Regions from separate parts of the Homo sapiens genome. Here region 1 is linked to region 2. A link is an interaction called in ENCODE POLR2A ChIA-PET data of the cell type or tissue named here. Cell type or tissue: OCI-LY7. All regions are shown on one strand. Each heading gives the region's core, and the rest is flanking DNA. Links, peaks and the distances in the headings are about the cores only.

What was found. ChIA-PET counts read pairs that join two places held together with the same protein. Peaks named below come from ENCODE experiments on the same cell type or tissue, not always from the same donor. Only the 100,000 strongest peaks of a DNase experiment are listed, where the experiment ranks them.
Region 1: POLR2A ChIA-PET joins it to region 2 with 5 read pairs; 2 of 35 experiments call an interaction of 5 or more read pairs at or near these places.

The regions. Positions count from the first base shown.
Region 1 is chr5:173,259,258-173,271,818 of GRCh38, forward strand. It overlaps LOC105377731 (a long non-coding RNA gene), which reads left to right and starts at 9,976. Exons shown (of 4, transcript XR_941237.3): 1 at 9,976-10,384. RefSeq lists an enhancer at 5,941-10,709. In OCI-LY7, for the core only: no CTCF peak of the experiment used is centred there; no DNase peak of the experiment used is centred there.
Region 2 is chr5:172,134,677-172,147,237 of GRCh38, forward strand. All of the region lies in intron 2 of STK10 (serine/threonine kinase 10), which reads right to left. Among named protein-coding and RNA genes, the nearest start is that of STK10, 47 kb to the right of the region's middle. RefSeq lists an enhancer at 9,530-10,030. In OCI-LY7, for the core only: no CTCF peak of the experiment used is centred there; DNase peaks (open chromatin) are centred at 5,675 and 7,155; H3K4me3 peaks cover 517 bases; H3K27ac peaks cover 3,479 bases.

The DNA of each region.
Region 1 (12,561 bases), core at 3,408-8,407, 1.1 Mb after region 2:
GTGAATATCTCTCATACTCACGATACTGTGAAGCATTGCTAGAGTACTGTACCTACATCGCTAGCCTGGGAAAAGATCAAAGTCCAAAATCTGAAATCTACTGAAATCTTATTGCTTTTACACCATTTTACAGTAGAAAAATCATAAGTTGAGCCATTGTAAGTCGGGAACCATCTATATAAAGAGTGTTTCTACTAAACTCCATTATTAAAGAGAGCATTTAAAAACAGTTTTTATTTATTTTAATTTTTCTTTCTTTCTTGTTTATTTTCTATAAGAGTTTGACACAAAATTAACTTTTAACTTTTATGCAGATGAAGTCTTGCTATGTTGCCCAGGCTGGCCTTGAACTCCTGGCATCAAGCGATCCTCCCACCTTGGCCTCCTAAAGTGCTGGGATTACAGGTGTAAGCCACCACACCTGGCCTAAAGACAGCACTTTATCCTCAGGCAAATGGCAGAGACCCATGGAGAGGTAGGGGATAGGAGGGGAGGGATGTTTTGGCCTCCACCAACATTCAAGCTAGAGACCTGGGCATGGAGAGGTTTCTGATCTGGTTGCTTACCTTAGGCTGGTGGCTTCCAAACTTGATTGAGAGTCAGGATCTTTTGGGGAGCTTGCTAACACACAGATTGCTGGGCCCCACCCCACATTTCTGATTTGGAGCCTTATAATTTTCTTTTCTTTCTCTTTTTTTTTTTTTTTTTTTTAAGACAGAGTTCTGCTCTTGTTACCCAGGCTGGTGTGCCGTGGCGCGATCTCAGCTCACTGCAACCTCTGTCTCCTGGGTTCAAGCAATTCTCCTGCCTCAGCCTCCCTAGTAGCTGGGATTACAGGTGCATCCCACCATGCCCTGCTAATTTTTGTATTTTTAGTAGAGGAGGGGTTTCGCCATATTGTCCAGGTTGGTCTCAAACTCCTGACCTCAGGTGATCCACCCACCTCAGCCTCCCAAGGATTTGCACTTCTAATAAGTTCTGAGGGGATATTCATACTGCAGGTCTGAGGACCACACTTTGAGAACCACTGGCATAGAGCTGTCCCCTGAGCTATGTAGCTAAAGTGGAAATATAGTTAATCTTACTTCTTGTAGTAGATAATGGTTTAATAGCCACGGATTCTTCCGATCCCAGTGTTTACCCCCTTTGCAATGTGACTTTTCTCCTCCTCCCCAGCAGAGATGGAGTCTAGATCTCTACTCCTTGAATCTGGGCTGATCTTCTTTCTTTCTTTCTTTCTTTTTTTTTGAGATGCAGTATTGTTCTGTTGCCCAGGCTGGAGTACAATGGTGCAATCATGGCTCACTGCAGCCTCAGCCTCCCATGTAGCTGTGACTGCAGGCATGCACCATCACATCTGGCTCATTTAAAAAATTTTTTTGTAGAAATGGGGTCTCACTATGTTGCCCAGGCTAGTCTTGAATTCCTGGCCTCCAGCCATCCTCCTGCCTTGGCCTCCTAAAGTGCTGAAATTACAGGCACAAGCCACCGCACCCAGCCTGGGCTAATCTTGTGACTTGCTTTGGTCAATAGAATGTGATGGAAACAGGCCAGGTGTGGTGGCTCATGCCTGTAATCCCAGCACTTTGGGAGGCTGAAGCAGGTGGATTGCTTGAGCCCAGCACTCAAGGCCTCTTGGAGTTCAAGACCAGCCTGGAGTTCAAGACCAGTCTGGGCAACTTGGTAAAACCCCATCTCTACAAAAAACACAAAAAGTTAGCTGGGTGTGGTGGTACACACTGTAGTCCCAGCTACTTGAGAGGCTGAGGTGGGAGGATCGCTTGAGCCTCGGAGGTTGAGGCTGCAGTGAGCCGTGATTATGCCACTGCACTCCAGCCTGGGCTAATCTTGTGACTTGCTTTGGTCAATAGAATGTGATGGAAACAGGCCAGGTGTGGTGGCTCATGCCTGTAATCCCAGCACTTTGGGAGGCTGAAGCAGGTGGATTGCTTGAGCCCAGCACTCAAGGCCTCTTGGAGTTCAAGACCAGCCTGGAGTTCAAGACCAGTCTGGGCAACTTGGTAAAACCCCATCTCTACAAAAAACACAAAAAGTTAGCTGGGTGTGGTGGTACACACTGTAGTCCCAGCTACTTGAGAGGCTGAGGTGGGAGGATCGCTTGAGCCTGGGAGATTGAGGCTGCAGTGAGCCGTGATTATGCCACTGCACTCCAGCCTGGGCGACAAAGCAAGGCTCTGTCTCAAAAAACAAAAACAAAAACAAAAACAAACCAACAACAACAACAACAACAAAAAAAAGAGAATGTGATGGCAACAACATTGGGTGAGTTCCAGAGCCCAGATCTCAAGAAGCCTTGCAGCTTCCACCTTCACTCATTTGGAATTCTGCCCTGAGACCATGTTGCAGCAAAGTTAGTCTAGCCTCCTGGAGGATGAGAGACTACATGGAAGAGAACTGAGGCCCCCAGCCAACTGCCAGCACCACCTACCAGACTCACGAGTGAGGGCATCTTGAATTTTCCATCCCAGTTGACTTTCCAGCTCAGATTTCTCAACCTCAGCACTATTGACATTTAGGGCCAGATAATTCTTTGTTGTGGAGGCTCTCCTGTGTAGGGTTTGCAGCATCCCTGGCCTCTACCCACCAGGTACCAGCAGCACCTACCAACAGAGTCCCCAGTCATCCCTGGTTGAGAACCACTGTTCCAGTTGAATGCAGCTGAATAAATGAGTTCGTGGGGAACCAGCTGAGGAACCACCCAGCCAACTCACAAAATCATGAGCCACAATCAACCACTGTTGCTTTAAGCCAGTAAGTTTTGGGTTGTGCAGAGGTAACCGAGCGACTTCTCCTCTAGCCATTTCTTTCAGAGCTCTTCTTCCTGCCCTAGCATCACAAATTAAGAAGACTAGCTGCTTCTTTGTTCCACTTTTATATTTATCATTTGATCTTCCTGTGAAATAGCTGAACAGACATTTAAACATCTATCCTCTCGGCAGAGAAAAATGAGGAGCAAGACCTTAAATAATTGCCACATAGCTACTCAGAAAAGCCAGCCTTTCTGATTCCTAGCCCAGTGCAACTCGGATCCTGAAGTCAGGCTGCCTGGGTATGAACCTTACTCTGCTACTTATGACAGACATGATCTTGGGCAAGTCACTTCACTTATATGATCCTCTGTTTCCTCTTCTATCAAATAAGGAAAGTAATATCACTCACTTCATGGGATTTATTATGAGGTTTTAATGAGATGGACAACAGATCAGCAAATTTTTTTCTGGTGAGGGGTACACAGTAAATATTTCAGGCTTGGCAGATCCTATGGTTTCTGTCACGATTACTCAACTCTGCTGTTGTAGGTGAAAGTAGTCATAGACAGTATGTATTCAAATGGATATGGCTGTGTTCTAATAAGACTTGATTTACAAAATCAGGTGGTGGGCTAGATTTGGGCCATGGAGTGTAATTTGTTGCCTCAGTGAGAGAGTATGGAAAGATCTTGGCCATTGCCCACTGCCAGAGAAGCATTTGATAAGTGATAGCTACTGATGATATCATACTGTTATTATTACTTTATTATCTTAGCAGTCTTGTTCTTCTGCTTTCCTTTTTTTGGAGACAGGGTCTGTGTCACCCAGGCTGGAGTGTATTGGTGCAATCATGGCTCACTGCAGCCTGGACCTCCTGGGTTCAAGTGATCCTCCTACCTCAGTCTCCCAAGTAGGTGGGACTAAGTGCCACCATGCCCAGCTAATTTCCATTTCTGTACTTCCTCTCTCAGCATTGCTATTTTGTTCCATCTACTGGAGTGTGAGAAAAAATTCAGTTCCACTCTGGCCACCTGTGGTAGCCAGCTTCCAAGACGGACCTTGGTGATTCTCAATTCCTGATATTCTGGAAGGATAGGAGGCCACATGGAGAACTGAAGCTCCTACTCCCCTCCAACAGTGAGTAGGACTGACCTGGTAACCAATAGTGTATTGTAGAAATGACTGTGTATGAACTCTGACTAGTGTTGGCCTCAAACTCCTGGGCTCAAGCAATCCTCTTGCCTCCCAAAGTGCTGGGATTATGGGTATGAGCCACCATGCCCAGCCTCTTTATTATTAGTTGATTTTTCTATATTTAATTTTTCTTTCTTTAAAAAATACTGCTTTGTATTCTTTGTGTCTTATTTATTTGCTTATTATTTTTTACTGTGTTTTGGACATTGCATTTGAAAAATTGCTTGCAGAACTAATTATAGGCTTCAGATGATGATATTTTCCTCCTAAGAAGATTTATGTTTGTCTCTGCTAGGCTCCTGGGGCACCGACAATTTAGGTTTACTGAAATCTAATTTCGGGGGTTTAGAATACCTGAAGTGGAGCCATGGTCTCTGCAAGGGCCTGTCTGCTTCTGGGTCACATTTACTTGTAGGGAGCTTCCCTTTAGAATCCCAGTTCAAGATGAATCTCAACTCTAATCTTGGTAAGCTTCACATTCGTCCCTGCCCCTTTAGCCCCGTGAGGCTCTTGAAAGTCCACCCAGCCTCTCTGCCAGCCATGGTAGAATTGGCCCACGCTGCCAGGCCCAGGGTAGCTCAAAGGACAGACTCACTTCGCACGGCTTCCTCCTTCCTTTGGGTCCTGGCTGGTTATTCTTCACTATTTTGTAGCTCTCTGGTGTCTTTAAGCAGTTCGGTTTTTTTTTTTATTTTGAATAATTATCAAATTTATTAAAAGCGTACAACAGATGCTTATAAACAGCAGCAAAATAAGCTGATAATCTTTTTCATTTCATCTGACCAATAAAATTCTCACAGTCTATACAGATTTTTCTTTCAGTTTATTTTACTTTTGTATGCTTTAGTGACAAATCCTTACACCTGAGACAAAGTGATCATCATTTAAGAATCACCATCATCATAAATTATTTTACATTTATTTTATTCTTTTACAGACAGGGTCTTGCTCTGTTGCCCTGCCTGGAGTGCACTGACTATTCAAAGGTGCCCTTCTAGTGCACTGCAGCCTTGAACTCCTAGGCTTAAGTGATCCTCGTGCCTCAGCCTCCCATGTAGCTGGGACTACAGGTGTGTGCCACCACTCCTGGCTTATTATTTTACATTTATTGAGATGAAGGGCAGGTTAATTTCATTATTTACTTTGAATCGATTAATAACCCTCAATTCTAAATGTGCTGGGCAAAGTAACAGAGAGGGCTTGACAATATCCCTCTTCATTATGTATTCCAAGACATTTCGTGATTTTTTTCCCATTTGTCTGATTTAGGATTTACTTATTCTGCAGCATTCCCAGTTGTCCTCAGTGGAATGGAGGGCAGTCTGAATTACGTACTTTGCTATTACTGATAATGGGAGTTCACCCTTCCAGATTTTATTAGTTCTAGTCTCAGCATGGTAACTAATTACTTCTACGACCTTGGGTTGAGGTTGGGCACGGTGGCTCACCCCTGTAATCCCAGCACTTTGGGAGGCCGAGGTGGGCGGGTCACTTGAGGTCAGGAGTTCGAGACCAGCCTGGCCAACATGGTAAAACCCTGTCTCTACTAAAAATACAAAAATTAGCCAGGTGTGGTGGCAGGCGCCTGTAATCCCAGCTACACGGGAGGCTGAGGCAGGGAGAACTGCTTGAACCCAGGAAACGGAGGTTGCAGTGAGCCAAGATGGCACCACTGCACTGCAGCCTGGGCGATAGAGCGAGATTCTGTCTCAAAAAAAAAAAAAAAAAAAAACTTTGGGTCACATGTGCTTTTCTTTCTTCATTTGTCAAATTAGATTGTTAACACTGGGCTTACCTGCCTCCTGGATTATTGCAGGAGCAAATGGGATAAGCTACATGGAAACCTGGAACCCAGTGTAAATGTGAGGTGCTAAAGCCCAGGTCCTACACCCTAGATTTCCCAAGGCATCTGAGCCCTGTGGGAAGGAGGGCCCTTGTTGACTCCCAGCCCCAGGGTGCAGGTGCCCAGAGCAATTTGCATCAGGTGGTCTCTTTTGTTGCTTTCTAAACATCAGGCAGGTTAATGGTACACCATTCTGCAAGTCAAATCTTGAATCTGGATGATCAGGTGAGTTTTTATCGTACTTTTTCTCATTTCTTTTCCCCCATAATTGCATTTCAGGAAGCGTCCCCGGGTTAGTTCTTTTTCTTTAGTTTTTGTGTCTAATAACTTTCCGTGAGCAGACCCCACAGTGTGCAGCAGTGAGGATCCCTGGACTTGGTTAAAAGAAAACCTCCAAACCTTGACCTCCCTGGGCAGCTCAGCCTGCCACCTGGCAGGGGCCCCTCTGGGGCTCACACTTGTTTTGGCCTTTGTGAACTGCGCAGAACCAGGGCTGACCCTGCCGAACTGTGGATGTGTGGCCAAGACAGGTCCCAGTGTCCTGCCCGGGCTGTGCATGTGAGGGAGGCGGTGATGCAACGTGATGGCATTTGTGACAGGGTGAGGGAAAGAGATTGCTGGCTGGGGCTTCAAGGGGTGTGATTAGATTACGGCGGAGTTGCCTGTTTGGCGGAGATGGAAGACTTGGTTCTGTTCATTTCATAGGCAGCGGATTCCCGCAGTTTCAGACTGGCCAGAGAAATCCATTTCTGGAGTAGTAGGCAGAAATGTGGAGCTGAGAGGCTCATTCCACAATGCTTCCCTGAGCTTTTGCTTTTTACTTCTTCACTTTTTTTCCTTCTCTGGCTTTCTTTTTCTAAGCTCGCACGCTTCCACAATGCTAAAACATCTGCTAATAAAGGTTTTATTAGCAGCTTTTATTCCAACCACCTGGAATCCAAAACCCAAAGGTTTTATTCCAACCACCTGGAATCTTGTCAATCTCAGCTTATATTCCTTCTCGTCTTCCTACCCACTCATTGCTTTTGTTGTGTATTTAAGTCCTTTCAGGGGCAGGGAGCAAAGGGCTTGGGGGCAAAGACATTGGGCTTTGGTGTCAGACTCACCAGATTTGAACTTTGCTCGACCACTTTTACCTGGGTGACTTTGGGCAAGTTAATCAACTTCCATGAGACTTAGTTTTCTCATCCACAAAAAGGAGAGCATCTTATCCTCTAAGCTGTTTTGAGGGCTGCATTAAAGAAAATACATAATGTTTGAAAAATAATTTTTGGCACTTAGCATACATTCGATGAATGGTGATTTCCTTCTCTTTTTATTCTCTTATATGTATTTTTTGGTTGTTCTCTGTTAAGTATTTCAGGAAAAAGGTTTTGATGCGGAGTAAGAGACTCAGATATGGTTAGATTGCACTATAGTTAATATCCCACCATAGATCCTATGTCAACTGTCATCTCTGATCTCAGTCCGTTACCAAGGATCTTAGTGGGTGAGCAGTGTCCAAGCCAAGGCGGAAGAAGATGGGATCAGGAAGAGGCTCTACATAGAACCTTGTGGCGTTCACCTGCAGGGTAAAGTAGGGAACCAGTGTCATCTTCTGTTTAGGGCTGGACTGCAGTGGTGCAGTCATGGTTCACTGCCACCTCAAACTCCTGGGCTCAAGTGATTCTCCCACCTCAGCCTCCCAAAGGGCTGAGATTACAAGCATGAGCCACTGTGCCTGGTATATAAAAAATATATACATGCTTGTATATATTTTTTAAGTTTTTTTTTTTTGAATGAATATCCTAATGTAAAATTTCCTAAACCTCAGTTGCTTGCCATAGTCAATAAAAAGTCATATTATTCTTTATTTTATGTGTTAATTGAAATGTAGTATCAGACAATATTTAGGTGTGTTGCTTTTTATTGTTTTTCTGTATATATATTTTACATAGTTGAGATCATATTGTATGCAATTTCTGTTCTGATTTTTCATGTTTGAGATGGGGGTCTCACTGTGTCGCCCAGGCTGGAGTGAAGTAGAGCAATCAGAGCTCACTGCAGCCTCTACCTCCTGGGCTCAAGCAATCCTCTTTGCTTAGCCTCCTGAGTAGCTGGGACTATAGGCACCTGCCACCCTGCTTGGCTAATTAAAAATTTTTTTTTGTAGAGAAGGTGTCTTGCTATGCCGCCCAAGCTGGTCTTGAACTCCTGGGCCCAAATGATCCTCCTGCCTTGGCCTCTCAAAGTTCTGGGATTACAGGCATGAACCACCATGCCCGGCCTGTTCTGATTTTCTACCTAATTTAAAATTATACGCATTTCCTCATATCAGCAAATATTCTCTTCAAATTTGATTTTGGGAGCTGAGGTTCCTGTGGTGGCCCAGGGTGGCATTACAACTTCATGGGACCCTCTTTGGACAAGGTCTCTATTGCTGGTGAGCTGATGGGACTCTGAGGTGGGCAAGCTGTCCACCCACTCCATTTGCAGCACTTGAAAAATGTTCTTTTCTTTTTTTTTTGAGACACGGTTTCACTATGTTGCCCAGGCTTGTCTCGAACTCCTGGGTCTAGTTATCCACCCACCTCAGTCTCCCAACCATTTACAACTTCGAGTTTGGGGCTCAGAGATTTGTGCGGCTTATGTTTTGCTTTCACTGAAATACTCATGACTGATCTTTATGATCTTATTAGAAGTTGAGAGCACAGTGACTTTCATCTGTGGTTGACTAAAGGAAACACTTGTTTAATAAAGTGACGTGAAACTCCAAACAAAAATAACATTATTCATAATAAGCTGCGTTCTCTAATCTAGAGAATCAGAGAACAGCCTCTCAGAAACCAGTCAAGAGTCCTGTTCATCCCCACTCCTAGATTGCATGTAGGTGACACATGTTTCTGTTTCCCCTTCCTTCTGGTTTGTTCTGGGCGGTTCCTCTCTCCTTTTCCCACGTATAGTAACGCCGGTTCTGTAAGGAATCACATATCTTGGGTGCTCACAGGAGAATTCCTTCTGAGGCCCAGCTCTCCACCCTTCCTCTGGGCACCTCTGCGGCCTCTCTGTCTTAGGGTCCTCACGTCGTAGCTCAGCCCAAGGCGGCTCCAGTGCCGGCCAGCTCTGTCGGCTCTCTGCGTCTGAGAGAGAGGGTGCCTCATGACCCATCGGAAGGGATCTGAGTGCCCACAGCCTTCAGAAGTGCAACTAGGAAGCCAGGTCACTGGTGGCTGGGGATGGCTTGTCCATCAGCTAGCAGCCAGACAATCGAATAGCGCCCTACATGGGACAGGAGGAGCGCCTGAGCTCTTCACGCCATCTCCGCCAGCCCTCATTTAATGTCTTGTTGGAGCATAATGACTGAGGACAGCAAAGCCCAGTGGCTTCTCCCAGACAGTTTCTGGTCACCACAGGAGTGGTGGCTGCGAGCTGCCTTCTGGATCCTCAGGGGTAACTACTCTGAGTGGCTAGTGCCTCAGAACTGAAGTCAGAAACCTGGGGTTATGGCCACAGATCGACCACCCTGGTGCTCAGGGCCAGATGTAAGAGGAGCCTGGGAGAGGCCCTGACCCTCCCAAACTAGAGGACAATAATATACTCATGATGATAATACCCAGAGGTTAAAAAAACAACCAAACCCCGAACTTAGATGATCCCATGTATATCATCACGTGTCTCAACAAAGAGCAGGGAGACCAGGTTCACATTGCTGGAAGCTCAGAATTTTCATGGTGCCTCTAGAAAAATCATCCCATCCCAGGCCAAGCTGTGATTAGAGGTGCTTTTCATCAGGTCTCTTTCTTCCAGTTGCTCTCCGCTCTCCAGCTTTGTTCTGGCTTAGACTCTCAGCCCAGGCCACCCAGGGGCAGTGGCCGCTGAAGGGGGCAGCCCCGCAGCTGCTTCCTCCAAATGCTCTGGGATTCAAGGCCGGGTGCTGGGTGATTACACCGCTGTTATCTGGGATTAGCTATTTTCACTCCCTGTATTTATATCATGGAAGCTGCAGCGTGATGCTGCCAGATGCCAATGTGGGCAAACTTCTTCCTTTTGGACCCACCTGCTGTTCTGCTGACACCCGGCAAGGTGGCAGTTGGTGGGGACCAGACCTGCCAACCCCTCCTCCACCCACTTCCCACATGTCCAGAGCAGTGAACTGCGTCATTGTGAGAGACTCAGGTCAGCAGCAACAGGCGAAGGCTGGACACAGACTTGGGGGCGGGAGGGGTGGAGGGCTGGCAGCAGTCCCTGCAGAAGATGCCTGTCACCTCCCTAATCCCCTGAAGTCTTCAAGTCTAGGAACCCTCTCGCCTGCCCTCCACTCCTGCTCCACCCCGACCCACGTGTATCTCCCTGTTGCAGTGAGGCGTTCTGAATGGCCCTCATTTTAGGCAGCTCAGAAAAGTGCCAAGTGCCTGAGAGTCCCAAATGTAAGTGCAGAGGGATTAAAAGGCCCTGCTGCATTTAACTTGCTCCATCTTCGTTTCCATCTCGCCTTCCATCCCTGTTTTTTTTTTTTTTTGTCGTTCCCTGGAGGAGGTGGGAAGATCCTGGCTTGTCAGCTTGTCTTTCAGGAAATGGACAGGATTTTTTTTTGAAGGTATGTTCTATCTCACTGGGGCTGCACTAACTTACCTCAGCAAACTTCTTAGAGATGCAGAGACTGTAGGTGGGATTTGCCCCCAGCCCCTGGTGCATTGAGGGAGGCTTCTCCCACTTGCCTAGGAAGGTTGCCTGCAGGCTCACTCCCTTTCCTGGGCAAAAATAGGCAATGCCAGGTGTTGGCTGTGCCTGCCTTGGGAGCTCTGAGACCATCACATCAGGAGGAGGCTTCAGATGCAGCCCCAGGGATTCTGCCCAGAAAAAAACAATATGTTTGGTGTGGCCACTGGCTTCTCATACCCCACTGTGGAGCTCTGTCCGTCTGGGCTTCTCTGCCCAGGCTCATCTCTCAGGGCAGAAATCTCAAGGGTGACAAGTTAGCCCTCCCAGGTATGTATTAATTTTTTAAAAATCATTTATTTATTTGTATTTATTTATTTATTTTTGAGACAGGGTCTTGCTCTGTCACCCAGGCTGGAGTGCAGTGGCATGATCATCGCTCACTGCAGCCTCGAACTCCTGGGACTCAAGTGATCCTCTGAGCTCAGCCTCCCAAGTAACTGGGACTACAGGCACATGCTACTACATCTGGCTAATTTTTTATTTTTTATTTTTTTAACAGAGATGGGGTTTTAATTTGTGGCCCAGGCTGGTCTCGAACTCCTGGGCTCAAGTGGTCCTCCTGCCTCGGCCTTCCAAAGTGCTGGGATTATAGGCATGAGCCACCACATCTGTGCCCCCCAATTTTTTTTACCCTAGCATAGAGTTTCCTAAACCCCAGTTGTTTACCATAGCCTAGATAAGATAAATACTGTATCAATAAAGACATAAAAATATAGATAATAAAAATAAACATATTAAAGAATATATTTACTGAAAGAATATTTTTATTGACATTGATTCACCTTTTTCTTAACCCAAAAACTTATTTTAGCATTGCCTCAAGTATCCAAGTATATGTCTTAAGTATCCAAGTAAGAGTATCCAAGATATCATGGGTTTGAGGCCCTAGTTATTTTTTGTCTTTCTACACTTTAAAGTAAATACTAACTTTAAAAAATCCAGGTACTGGTCCGGCGCAGTGGCTCACGCCTGTAATCCCAGCACTTTGGGAGGGCAAGGCGGGCGGATCACTTGAGGCCAGGAGTTTGAGACCGGCCTGTACAACATGGTGAAACCCCGTCTCTACTAAAAATACAAAAATTAGCCGGACGTGGTGGCAGGTGCCTGTAATCCCAGCTACTCGGGAGGCTGAGGCAGGAGAATCACTTGAACTTGGGAGGCGGAGGTTGCAGTAAGCTGAGATCCTGCCACTGCGCTGCAGCCTGGGTGACAGAGCGAGACTCCATCTCTAAAGCAAACAAACAAACAAACACAAGCCCAGATACTATCATGCATTGGAAAATGGCGGCCTAACTAAATGAAAGACGGAAAAGTGGAGAATTCCAGTCGCCATGGCGCAGGCATGGGTGGGAGGGGGCAGACACGTCTGCAAGGGGGCTCAGTGGTGGACGTGGCTGGTGGAGGGGGCGTGGGTCGATGAGGGGAGAAGTGGCAGAAGAGAAACTTAATTGGCCGGAAAAGGTAGAGCAGCATCTTATTTGGGGAACATTCATTCCTTGGGCTGAAAAGGAGAGATATCATTGAAGTCCCAATTGGCTAGTACAAAGCTTCTGCCTTGGATGTGGCTGTCCAACCAGGAAGGCTTACTAAACCCAGCCCCGTCTATACTGGGAGTGAAAGTCACCTGGGGCAAGCTGAGCAGAGAGGCCAGCCAGTGAAGTGGCTACCCGTGGCTTTGGCACCTATGGGCGATTCCTTCTCCTACCCCCAACCTCGACACTGCAGGCAGAAGGGAGCACCAGTGGGGAGGACTAACGAAATGGCAGCAGCAAGGCCGAGGCCCAGGAGTTCCTGTTTCCAAAGCAGAGAAAAGGAAAATGCAACTTCGGCCTTAGGCTCAGGCCACTCCCACTTCACTGTTCCCCTTCCGCAGGAGGGCCCTCGGACCCCTCAAGTGCTTCTGGAAGCAGGCCGGGGTTTGTTTCTATCCCTCCCTCAGCCAACTCCCTCCCTTATTATGTAAAGAATCACAAGGTCATTGTCATTTTGGGAAATAGAAAGCAGAAGAAAAACTAATTTCGCTAGTTGACAAAAAACACTGATAATATTTAG
Region 2 (12,561 bases), core at 3,732-8,731:
GATGGGAGGATCACTTGAGCCCAGGAGTTTGAGACCAGCCTGGGCAACATAGGGAGACCTCATATTTACAAAAAAAAAAAAAAGGAAAAAAATTTTCATTAGCGGGGTATGGTGGCACACACCTGTGGTCCCAGATACTTGGGGGGCTGAGGTGGAAGGATCATTTGAGCTTGGGAGGTCGAGAATGCAGCGTGCAATAATTGTGACACTGCACGCCAGCCTGGGAGAAAGAACAAGACTTTATCTCAAAAAAAAAAAGAAAAAGAAAAAGTAACCCACAAATGGAAAATATTTGCAAATCATATATCTGATAAAGGACTAGTATCCAGAATACATAAAGAACTCATAGCACTCAAAAATAAAAGAGCAAATAACCCAATCTTAAAATAGGCAAAAGATTTGAATAGATGTTTTTCCAAAGAAGATGTACAAATGGCCACTAAGCATATGAAAAGATGCTCAACATTACTAGTCATTAGGGCAACACTAATCAAAACCAAAATGAGATACCACTTCACACATGCTAGAATGCTCAGAATTAAAAACATGAACAAGGCTGGGCACGGTGGCTCACGTCTGTGATCCCAGCACTTTGGGAGGCTGAGGTGGGTGGATCACCTGAGGTCAGGAGTTTGAGACAGCCTGGCCGACATAGTGAAACCCTGTCTCTAATAAAAATACAAAAGTTAGCCAGGTGTGGTGGCACACGCCTGTAGTCCCAGTTACTTAGGAGGCTGAGACAAAAGAATCATTTGAACCTGGGAGGCGGAGGTTGCAGTGAGCCAAGATCACGTCACTGCACTCCAGCCTGGGAGACAGAGCGAGACTCCATCTCAAAAAACAAAAGATAAACAACAGTAAGTGTTGGCAGGAATATGGAGAAATTGGAACCTTCATACACTGATGGTGGTAATGTAAAATGTGCAGTCCAGGCACTTTGGGAGAGTCCGGCAGTTCCTCAATATGTTAAACGTAGCATTACTATTGATCCAAATGGCAATTCCCTCCTACATATAGATCCAAAAGAATTTTTAAAATATGTTCATTAGCTAAACAGACTAAGTTAAAAACTCAAATTATGGCCAGGCACGTTGGCTCACGCCTATAATCCCAGTGCTTTGGGGTGGATCACCTGAGGTCAGGCATTCAAGACCAGCCTGGCCAACATAGAGAAACCCTGTCTCTACTAAAAATACAAAAATTTGCCAGGCTTGGTGGCACACGCCTGTAATCCCAGCTACTTGGGTGGCTGAGGTATGAGAATCGCTTGAACCCAGGAGGTGGAGGTTGCAGTGAGCCGAGATCACACCACTGCACTCCAGCCTAGGCAACAGAGTGAGACTCTGTCTCAAAATAAATAAATAAACAAACAAACAAAAGAAAGAAAAAGAAAAAAAGAAAAAAAAACCTCAAATTACTACAATCAGAAATGAAAAAGGGGACACATTACTACTGATTTGACAGAAAGGACTATCAGAGAGTACTATGAACAACTGTATGACAACAAATTGAATAAACTAGATGAAATAGAAAAATTCCTAGAAACACAACCTGGCAAGCCTGGATCATGAAGAAACAGAAGACCTGAATAGATGTAACTTCTAAGGAGACTGAACAGTAATTTAAAACCTCCACACAGGCTGGGCGCAGTGGCTCACGCCTGTCATCCCAGCACTTTGGAAGGCCGAGGCGGGTGGACACGTGAGGTCAGGAGTTCGAGACCAGCCTGCCCAACATGGTGAAACCCCATCTCTATTAAAAATACAAAAACTTAGCCAGGTGTGGTGGCAGGCACCTGTAGTCCCAGCTACTCGGGAGGCTGAGGCAGGAGAATGGTGTGAACCCAGGAGGCAGAGCTTGCAGTGAGCCAAGATCGCGCCACTGCACTCCAGCCTGGGCGACAGAGCGAGACTCCGTCTCAAAATAAATAAATAAATAAATAAATAAAGTAAAGAAGTGAAAGAATAGCTATTCCATAGGCAGAGCATGGCATTCCAAAAAATAAGAGGAGGAATGTGCCCACCTAGGTACAATGCTTGCTTATATATAACAAAAATCATGGAGGAGATGTGCTCTACTACAAGGGTTTGTGATAAAGGATTGCTAATCTTTGTGTAACTACTGTCTTTCATGAGAGCCTTTATTATTATCTATTTTTTTTTTTTATACTTTAAGTTCTGGGATACACGTGCAGAACATGTAGGTTAGTTACATAGGTATACACATGCCATGATGGTTTGCTGCACCCATCAACCCATCATCTACATTAAATATTTCTCCTAATGCTATCCCTCCCCTAGCCCCCCACCCCCGAACAGGCCCCGGTGTGTGATGTTCCCCTCCCAGTGTCCACGTGTTCTCACTGTGCATATATTATTATCTTTAAAGTGAGACTTATTTTAAAACTAGGAATGTTTTTGTTCTTAAGATATAAGGACATCAGGACAGTTCCTGGGTCTGTTATATCCTGGGTCTGTTTCTGTTCCCTTAACTATAAACGTCTTAGGGCTAAGAATACCTAACCTCTTGAGAATGTGGCCCAGCAGGTCTCAGCCTCATTTTACCCAGCCCCTATTCAAGATAAAGTCACTCTGGTTTGAATGCCTCTGACATACTGATGCAAAGATACTCAACAAAATACTTGCGAATCATATTCAACTATTAAAAGAGAGATTACACCATGATCAAGTGGGATTTATTCCTGGAATGTAAGGATGGTTCAACATTCAAAAATCTATCAATGTAATATACCACATTAACACGATGAAAGGAGATAAAAAAAAACTACGTGATCATCTCAGTTAAAGCAGAAAAAGCATTTGGCACAGTTAAACACCACTTCATGAGAAATACTCAACAAACAAAATAGAAGAAAACAACCTCAACATATATAAAGGTCATATATTAAAATGCCATATATTGGGCCAGGCGCAGTGGCTCACGCCTGTAATCTCAGCACTTTGGGAGGCCGAGGCGGGCGGATCACAAGGTCAGGAGATCGAGACCATCCTGGCTAACACAGTGAAATCCCATCTTTACTAAAAATACAAAAAAAAAAAAAAAAAAATTAGCCGGGCGTGGTGGCGGGCGCCTGTAGTCCCAGCTACTCGGGAGGCTGAGGCAGGAGAATGGCATGAACCTGGAGGCGGAGCTTGCAGTGAGCCGAGATCACACCACAGTACTCCAGCCTGGACGACAGAGCGAGACTCTGTCTCAAAAAAAAAAAAAAAAAGGCCATATATTAAAGGCCATATATTAAAAATGCACAATTAACATCGCACTTAATGGTGAAAGACTGAAAGCTTTTCCTCCAAGATCACGAACAAGGCAAAAATGCCCACGCTCACCACTCCTATACAACATAGCACTGAGAGTCCTAGCCAGTGCACTTAGGCAACAAAATGAAATAAAAGACATCTAAATTGGAAAGGAGAAATAAAATTATTATTATTATTTTTTTATTGAGATGGAGTCTCACTCTGTCACCCAGGCTGGAGTGCAGTGGCACAATCTTGGCTCACTGCAACTTCCGCCTCCCGGGTTCAAGCAATTCTCCTGCTTCAGCCTCCCAAGTAGCTGGAATTACAGGCATGTGCCACCACGCCTGGCTAATTTTTTTGTATTTTTAGTAGAGAGGGGGTTTCACCATATTGGCCAGGCTGGTCTTGAATTCTTGACCTTGTGATCCGCCCACCTTGGCCTCCCAAAGTGCTGGGATTACAGGCATGAGCCACTGCGCCCAGCCAATAAAATTATTTCTGTTGGTATACAACATAATCTTATATGTAGAAAATGCTAAAGATTATGCAAGAAAGTTAGAATTAATAAACACATTTAGTTGCAGGTATAAGATAAGCACACAAAAATCAACCGTGTTTCTACATACTAACAATGAATAAACAAAAAATTCAATTTACAACAGCATCAAAAAATGAATATACTTAGGAATGTTTATATAGTATTCCTAAAAACTTAAGAAGAAATAAACTTAAAAAGGAGGCAAAAGTCCTGTGCACTGAAAACTATAAATTGTTGCAAAAAAAAATTAAAGATTGGCCAGGCGCGGTGGCTCACACCTGTAATCCCAGCACTTTGGGAGGCTAAGGTGGGCGGATCACGAGGTCAGGAGATCGAGACCATCCTGGCTAACACAGTGAAACCCCGTCTCTACTAAAAAAGTACAAAAAATCAGCTGGACGTGGTGGCGGGTGCCTGTAGTCCCAGCTACTCGGGAGGCTGAGGCAGGAGAATGGTGTGAACCCAGGAGGCGGAGCTTGCAGTGAGCCAAGATCACACCACTGCACTCCAGTCTGGGCGACAGAGCGAGACTCCGTCTCAAAATAAAATAAAAAATAAAAATTAAAGATGACACATATAAATGGAAGACATCCCAGCTTTATGGACCGGAAGACTTAATATTGTTAAGATGTCAATACTACCCAACATGATCTACAGATTCATTGTAATCCCTGTCAAATCCTGATGGCATCTTTTACAGAAATAGAAAAATCTATCCTAAAATATTATGGAATCTCAAGGGACCCTAAATAGCCAAAACAATTTTGAAAAAGAAAAACAAAGGTGAAGGTCGCACACTTCCAGATTTCAAAATGTACTACAATGCTGCAGTAACCAATACGGTGTGGTACTGGCATAAAGACAGACATATAGATCAAGAGAACAGAATAGAGAGTCCAGAAATAAGGCTGGGCATGGTGGCTCACACTGGTAATCTCAGCACCTTGGGAGGTGAGAGGACTGCTTGAGTCCAGGAATTCAAGACCAGCCTGGGCAATATAGTGAGACCCCATCTCTGGAAAAAAAAAAAAAAAAGAAAAGAGAGAGGGAGTCCAGAAATAAAACCTTGACATATATAGTCAAATGGGTTTTGGCAAGGATGCCAACAAGACCAATCAATAAGGAAGGAACAGTCTTTTTGATAAATGGAGCTGGGAAAACTGGATATCCATGAAAGAGAGAGAAGCTGGAGCCCTACCTTACACCATATACAAAAACCAACTCAAAATGAATTACAAAGTGAAGTGTTAAACTTAAAAAAGGAGGCAAAAGACCTGTGCACTGAAAACTACAAATTGTTGCCAAAAGAAATTAAAGATGACACATATAAATGTGTCATAAAACTCCTAGAAGAAATCATAGGGGAAAAGCTTCCTAACATCGATCTTGGCAATGATTTCATGGATATTACACCAAAAGCACAGCCAAAAAAAAAAAAAAAAAACCCAAAAATAAACAAGTGGGATACATCAAACTAAAAAGTTCTGCACAGCAAAGGAGACAATCAGTAGAATGAAAAGGCAGCCTACAAAATGGGGAGAAATATTTGCAAACCATATATTTAACAGGGGTTAATCTCCAAAATATATAAGGAACTCCTGCAACTTGATTGCAAAAAAAACCCTAATATCCCAATTAAAAAATGAATGAAGGACGTGAATGGACACCTCTTCAAAGACGACATACAAATGTCCAACAGGTAAATAAAAAGATGCTCAACATCACTAATCATCACGGAAAGGCAAATCAAAACCACAGTGAGATATGTATCATCTTACACCTGTAAAAATGGCTATCATCAAGAAGACAAAAGATGACACGTGTTGATGAGGATGTGGAGAAAAGGGAGCACTTGCACACTGTTGGTGGGTATACAAAACGGTGCAGCTGCTATAGAAAACAGTATGGAAGTTCCTCAAAAATTAAAAACAGAACTACTTGGCCAGGTGTGGTGGTGCATGCCTGTAATCCCGTCACTTTCGGAGGCCGAGGCAGGTGGATCACCTGGGGTCAGGAGTTCGAGACCAGCCTGGCCAACATGGCAAAACCTCGTCTCTACTAAAAATACAAAAATTAGCCTGGTGTGGTGGCACATGCCTGTAATCCCAGCTACTCAGGAGGCTGAGGCAGGAGAATCGCTTGAATCCGGGAGGCGGAGGTTGCAGTGAGCCAAGATTGTGCCACTGCACTCCAGCCTGGGCAACTGAGCAAGACTCTGTCTCAAAAATAAATAAATAAATAATAAAAATAAAAATAGAACTACTATATGATCCAGCAATCCCACTTCTGGGTATTTATCCAAAAGCATTAAAAGCAGGATCCTGAAGAGATACCTGCACCCCCATGTTCATCGCAGCACTATTCATAAAAGCCGAGATGTAGAAACAACCTAAATGTCCACCAAGAGATGAATGGATAAAGAAAATGTAGTATGTACACACAATGGATCCCTATTCTGCCTTAAGAAGGAAATTCCGCAAAGTGAGACAATATGGATGAACCCTGAGGACATTATGCTACATGGAATAAGCCAGTCACGGAAAGGCAAGTACTGCAGATTCCACTTAAATGAGGAATCTGGTAAAACAGTCAAAATCCTAGAATCAAGAGTGGAATGGTGGCTGCCACGGGCTGATGGTAGAGGAAATGGGGAGTTACTCATTACTGGGCATAAAGTTTCAGTTAAGCCAGATGAATAAGCTCTGGAGATCTGTTGGACAACGCTATAGCTATGGTCTGCACAATGTGCTGTACACGTTAAAATGTGTTTAAAGGGTAGTCTCACGCTAAGTGTTCTTATCACAAGAAAATACAATTTAGGGCCAGGCGCGGTGGCTCATGCCTGTAATCCCAGCACTTTGGGAGGCCGAGGCGGGAAGATTGCTTGAGCTCAGGAGTTCGAGACCAGCCTGGGCAACAAAGTGAGACCTCGTATCTACAAAAAATACAAAAAAAAATTAGCCAGGCATAGTGGTGCGTGCCTGTGGTCCCAGCTACTCAGGAGGCTGACGTGGGAGGATGGCTTGTGCCCAGGAATCAGAGGTTGCAGTGAGCCGATTGTGCCACTACATACACTCCAGCCTGTGTGTCAGAGCCAGACCCTGTCTCAAAAAAAAAAAAAAAAATTTAAAAGAGAGAAAAATAAGGTGGTCCTGCATGGGCTTAGATACAGGTAATACACTCTGGTAAGGGAGGTGCCTGCTCTACCTGGGCCCTCTTGTCAGAGGTGTGGTCTCTGCACCCAGGAACTCCTTGTTTCCCTGGCAACCTCAGCCTATATGCGCTCTCAGAGGGTGTCTGATGGGGGATGTCACAGCAGCCTGTAATCGCCGGCTTTCTTCTCTGGCTGAGGGCCAAAGGAAACTGGACACCTGTGTTCCATGACCCCCATCAGTTTAGATCGAGCAGCTGTCGTGGTGCCGTGTAAGGGTTGGGGCCTTGCTACGGGATCCTGGCAGGCCGCAACACCTCTAAGGTAACTCGTCCATTCATTCATAAATTTATCAGGCACCTGCCCTGTACCAGGCATTGTTTTAGCCACTGGGAATACAGCAGTGAAAAAACAGTTTCCATCTCCTGGGAGTTCACATTCAGGAGGCCAATCTATGGGTCTGGATGGTTATCTCCACCTGCTAGGCGGGGATAAATGAGACAGCACACGTCACACACCCAGCATTAGACCTGCACACCTCAATTTAAGTAATTATTTGCCTTTTTGGCCCAGTGTCCACTTAGAGTTGCCGTGGGACTGATTACTACACAAACGTCTTTAGAGCTGTGCAAATTAGGAATCAGCTCAATATTGCTTAGGACTGACAGAGCTAGGATTTTAAAATCTCTCTTCTCCACCAGACCAGCCCTCTGGGAATAAATATTGACACCAAAGTGCTGTGCCAAGTTGATTTCCACCCTTCTAAGTAATGCGCACAAAGAGAACCCGATGTGTGCAGGTGTTCTAAGGTTTTACATCATGTCCTCAACATCCCCACAAGGCAGGCAGTTAGCAGTTTAACCTGGGCCAACCTCGGTATCCCTATCTACGACACCTAATGCAATTTGAGAGCTTACTCTGTGCCGGGCCGTATGCTAAGTGCTTTCCATGGATTATCTCACACTCACTATTTGAGGTAGGTATCCTAAAAAATGCCTGGACCTCATAAGATTTATTGTGAGGATTAAGTAGGATAATGTATGTCAGAACAAAAGACATTGCCTGGTACATAGTAAGTCAATGCTTGATAAATGTTATCGAGTATTACCAGCACTAGGTATTATTGTATTCCCATTTTACATATGGGGAAACTGAGGCTCAGGAAGATTAAGGTCACAGATAAGTGGCAGAGATCTAAGCACCCCATCCCTCCTCATGCCTCAAGGAGGAAGCCACAAACAGGCTGGGTCACAGCCCCTGGGTGGGTGGGGGGAAAGGCCCCTCTGCTTCTTTGCTCCAGCCCTCTCTGGGCCCTACTGGTCAGCACACACATACCAAGTGAGCTTGCTCACCAGAGATAAGGAAGCCAGGATGTCCCAGATAAGGGTGAGCCTGGACCACCCACAGGGTTTAGACATTAACTTTTACAGCGTATAGGCAGTAGGACCAGCAGGAATTGGGTTGGCACTGTCACAGCCCCAGCTGTCCTCAAGAAAAAACCGAGTGCTAGGCGCAGTGGTTCACGAGTTCAGGAGTTTGAGACCAGCCTGGGCAACAAGGCCAAACCCTGTCTCTAGTAAAAATACAAAAGTCAGCCAGGTGTGGTGGCACATGTCTATAATCCCAGCTACTCGGGAGGCTGAGGCAGGAGAATAGCTTGAACCGGGAGGCAGAGGCTGCAGTGAGCCGAGATCGTGCCACTGCACTCCAGGCTAAGCAACACAGCAAGACACTGTCTCAAAAACAAAACAAAAAAAAAGAAAGAAAGAAAATTAAGGCACTTTGACTCCAGAGGTGAGGCATCAACACGCAGTGACCACACCGTGCTCTGGGCCTGGATCCCCTCACCTCCCTGGGCTTTCCTGAGGCCAAGAGCATGTCCTGGGTACACAAAGGTGCTCAATAAATAAATGTTAGCAAAACTCCTAGAACTCAAATTAAATAAGCCACAGCCAGGAGATGTGGACATGGTCCTGGGTCTGCCACCATCCTTCTGTGGGGCTGTCCTGACCTCTTTCCTGCTCTGAGCCTCCGCTGTTTTCCCATCTGGAAAATGAAGCTCTCAACAGCAATAAGGTCATTTGCAACATGGACTATGTAGGTTCAAAGTGAGCGAAGTCACTTTATCCTTGAAGAAGCAGTTTACATCTAAAAAAATTCCCTTCATACGATCCAATATCAAAGCCCGGGACCTAGTACATCATCATAAGTGTTTGTTGAATAAATGAATGAATAAACATGAATGAAAAAATTCAGTAGCCTTAAGATGCCCAGAAATCAGGGGCAGAACAGCCAAAAGATGGCTAACAGAGATGACAGCCAGATTGTGCAAACGAAGCAGGACAAAGGCAAGCCAGTCCCTCCCTCTACTGCCAACCAAGAGAGAAGAGATGATGGCTGCCATTACTGAGCCGCTAGTGCATACGTGGCATGGCGCTAAGTGTTTGATAAGCATTCCTTCACTTAATTTCATAAGCAATACAAATATTCCTGTTTTACAGATGGGGAAACTGAGGTTTGGTGGGGGAAGGGGCTTCCCCAAAGCCACTCAGCTAATAAGTGACAGAACCAGAGTATAGACCAAGGTCAGTCTGACTCCAAGACACACGGACAGCCTAGCTGTGTAGCCACGGGCAAGCTGCTTTCCCTCTCTAGGCTTGTTTCTTCCTGCGGAAGCAGAGGTAGGCATGACCATCAGCCCCCCAGGCCTCCCTGCACTGAGAGATGCTGTCAGTGGGGCGGTGCTGGGAACCTCCTTAGCCTCTCCAATACAGCACAGAAGACAAAAGTTATCCAACCAAGGCCTCTGCCTGAGAAGCAAGTCCCTGGAGGCAGACACCAAAAAACGCAACAGTCAACACAGAAATGTCCTTAGCATATCTGCAGCCAGCTGCTGTGGGTGGAGTCCCAGAATCTCCCCATCTCTGAGCTCCAGGCCAAACAATGCTGCCATTTACTAGGCAGCCTACACCCCCAGGCCTCCCAGGAACGCTGGGCCAGGCGTGTTCCTCCACCCCCAGCCTCACCCACCACATTCGAAGGAAGCCTGGGGAAGGAATTAGGACTGCCCTTGAGCAGGGTGAACTGAGTTCACCCATGGGCAAGGGCATCTGGAACAGAGGGAGTGACCTTGAGGTTCCTAAGCGTGTACGTGCCATGGGGCCGGGTGGAGGGAGTCCTGCCGAGGCAAAGGGGAGGGAACATCTAAGGGATGACTTAGATACCCCCCACCCCCTTTTACAGATGAGGAGACTCAGGTGGTTGCACACCTAACTACGCGTGCCCAAGTCCCAAGGCACCTCAGGATGGAACCAAGGCGACTCAATTTCAGGGGACCTAACTCCCTCAGGTACTATCTGGCCCACAGGTCGCAAGCACTGGCTCTGGGGTCAAAGTCCCCTGAGCTTGAGTCCATCCCATCTTCCAGAAATGCCAAGATCAGGGCTAAGATCAGACTCTGTGCAGATGCTAACCGGACTTCAGCCCTAGCGGAGAGACAAAGGCAGTTCTGTGTCTGCAGGGACATTTTTCATCCATTTGACCATCTGTCTCTCTGGCCACTGTTCTCTAAAGCCAGCTCTGCTAAGGACAGTGCTGGACACAAAGGGGAAGGAGCCAGGCCCATGCCCCTGCCCTGAGGAAAGTGACCCCCAAGGAGGAGGTCAGGAGATGGACTCACAAATCCCAGGACAAGGGTAAGAAGGGACAGGGAAAAGCACACCAGCTGTTGGAAGGCGGCACATTCAACTCAAATTGCTAAATGTTTTGTAACCTTTCAGTTGGTCCTTGAGGGACAGGTAGGAGTCAAACCAAGGCGGCGGGGGTGGGGCAGTGTGGGGCGGTGGCCACTGCAGGCAGAGCACGCGCTGGCCCGCTCAGAGCCTGCTCAGAAAGCCAGGGAAGAAGCACTTCCCTAAGGGCAACCCCCAGCCTTCCCGGATTCATTAGTCAAGGGACATATGTCTCCAAAGAACCAAAGCTCCCACGTGAACCAAGGTGAGCACTGGGTTTCCACTCTGGAGCCAGACACACCTGGGTCCCAATTATGGCCGGACACTAACAGAATGACCTTGGGACAAGTAACTTCGGAGATCCAAGCCTCAGTATGCTCATCTGTAAAGTGGGGGTGATGGTAGAGGCTGCCTCCCTGGTTGTGATCACATGGGATCACACAGGGAAAGCCTGTAGCTCAGAACCTGGTGTCCAGTGAGTACAGCACAGCCATTAGTAGCATGTCCATGCTGTGTCCGTGCTGTGTCCATGCTGGAAACCGAAATCACCATCCATAGAGACAGCCCTGCACCAGCGCCTGCCCCGTGCAAGGCTGGAGAAACAACAGGTGTCCTGGGCAAGCTCACACCTCCCACAGGACAGTAAAACACTGCGCACACACACACACTGTGTGGCGTCCATCTGTTGTCCACAGCACACGTCACCAACTCACGTCACCAACTCACATACTATACGCCTTACTTTTATTGTCTGTTGTCTGCCTCCCCCTCCTCCCTGCCCCCTGTAGAATGTAAATTTCCAGAGGGCAGGCCTTCGTGTCTGTGCCCCAGCACCTAAACTGCCGGGCCCACAGCCGGTGCTCCCCGGGGAAGCATGTGTTGGTGAGTGAATGAATGACTGAGTGAATCATTGCTACCCTGTCTAAACGAGGGAGGTGGGAGGCCAATCACATGAGATCATGCATGTGGAATGCCAGACACAGGTAGGTATTATCATGACGGGGACAGAGGCCACGATAGCTGCAACTGCTAAAGGTTCCACCAGAGACAACCCACTCCCAAGGCCAGGAAGAAGGAAGCAGCTCAAGAAACACAAGGAAAACGGAACACAGCCCCACAGCCCCCTCTACCTCCTTTGTCTCCACACTCCTTCCCACAGCACTGGAATCATCTGCTCCTATCTCATACAGGAAGGAGCATGAATCCAGAGTGGTCACCTGGCCGGGGCAGGACAAACCAGGGAGCATGTACCTATGTAGAGGGGCAGCCACACCCAGCCTGGCGCACAGAGCCTGCGAGGGAATAGGGCCCGTGGGGCCAAGTCAGATGTCTGGATTCTTATATGAAAGGTGTGGATGTATAAAGGGCCACACCAATTCAAATAGTACAAAAAGCTTGCTGTTGAGGAATAACTTTCAAACCTTGTTTTTCCTCTGTTCTCACACCACAATCATCAACACAGAAGACATCTGTGACCAAATGTGGGGGTTTTCCCCACACACAGGCAGTGGACACCAGCTGTGTGTATTCCGATTCAATTCCGACACTATCTACCGGGAGACAGCGTCAGATCTCACAGGCTGAGGGCTCAGGCCCCGAGACTGCGCCCTCCACCCCACATACCAGTTGCACGTCGAGGCCTCTGGACCTTCTGAGATACTGGCTTCCAGTTGGGGTTCCCACGAACCCTGCTTTGAATTTGGTTAATTTGCTGGAACTGGCTCACAGAACTCATGGAAACATTTACTTATGTTTACTGATTCATTATAGAAGATATTACAAAAGATACAGATGAAGGGATGTGTATGGTGAGGCTGGGGGAAGGGGCAAGGGGCTTCCATGCCCTCCCTGGGTACACCACCCTCCAGGAAGCTCCACCTG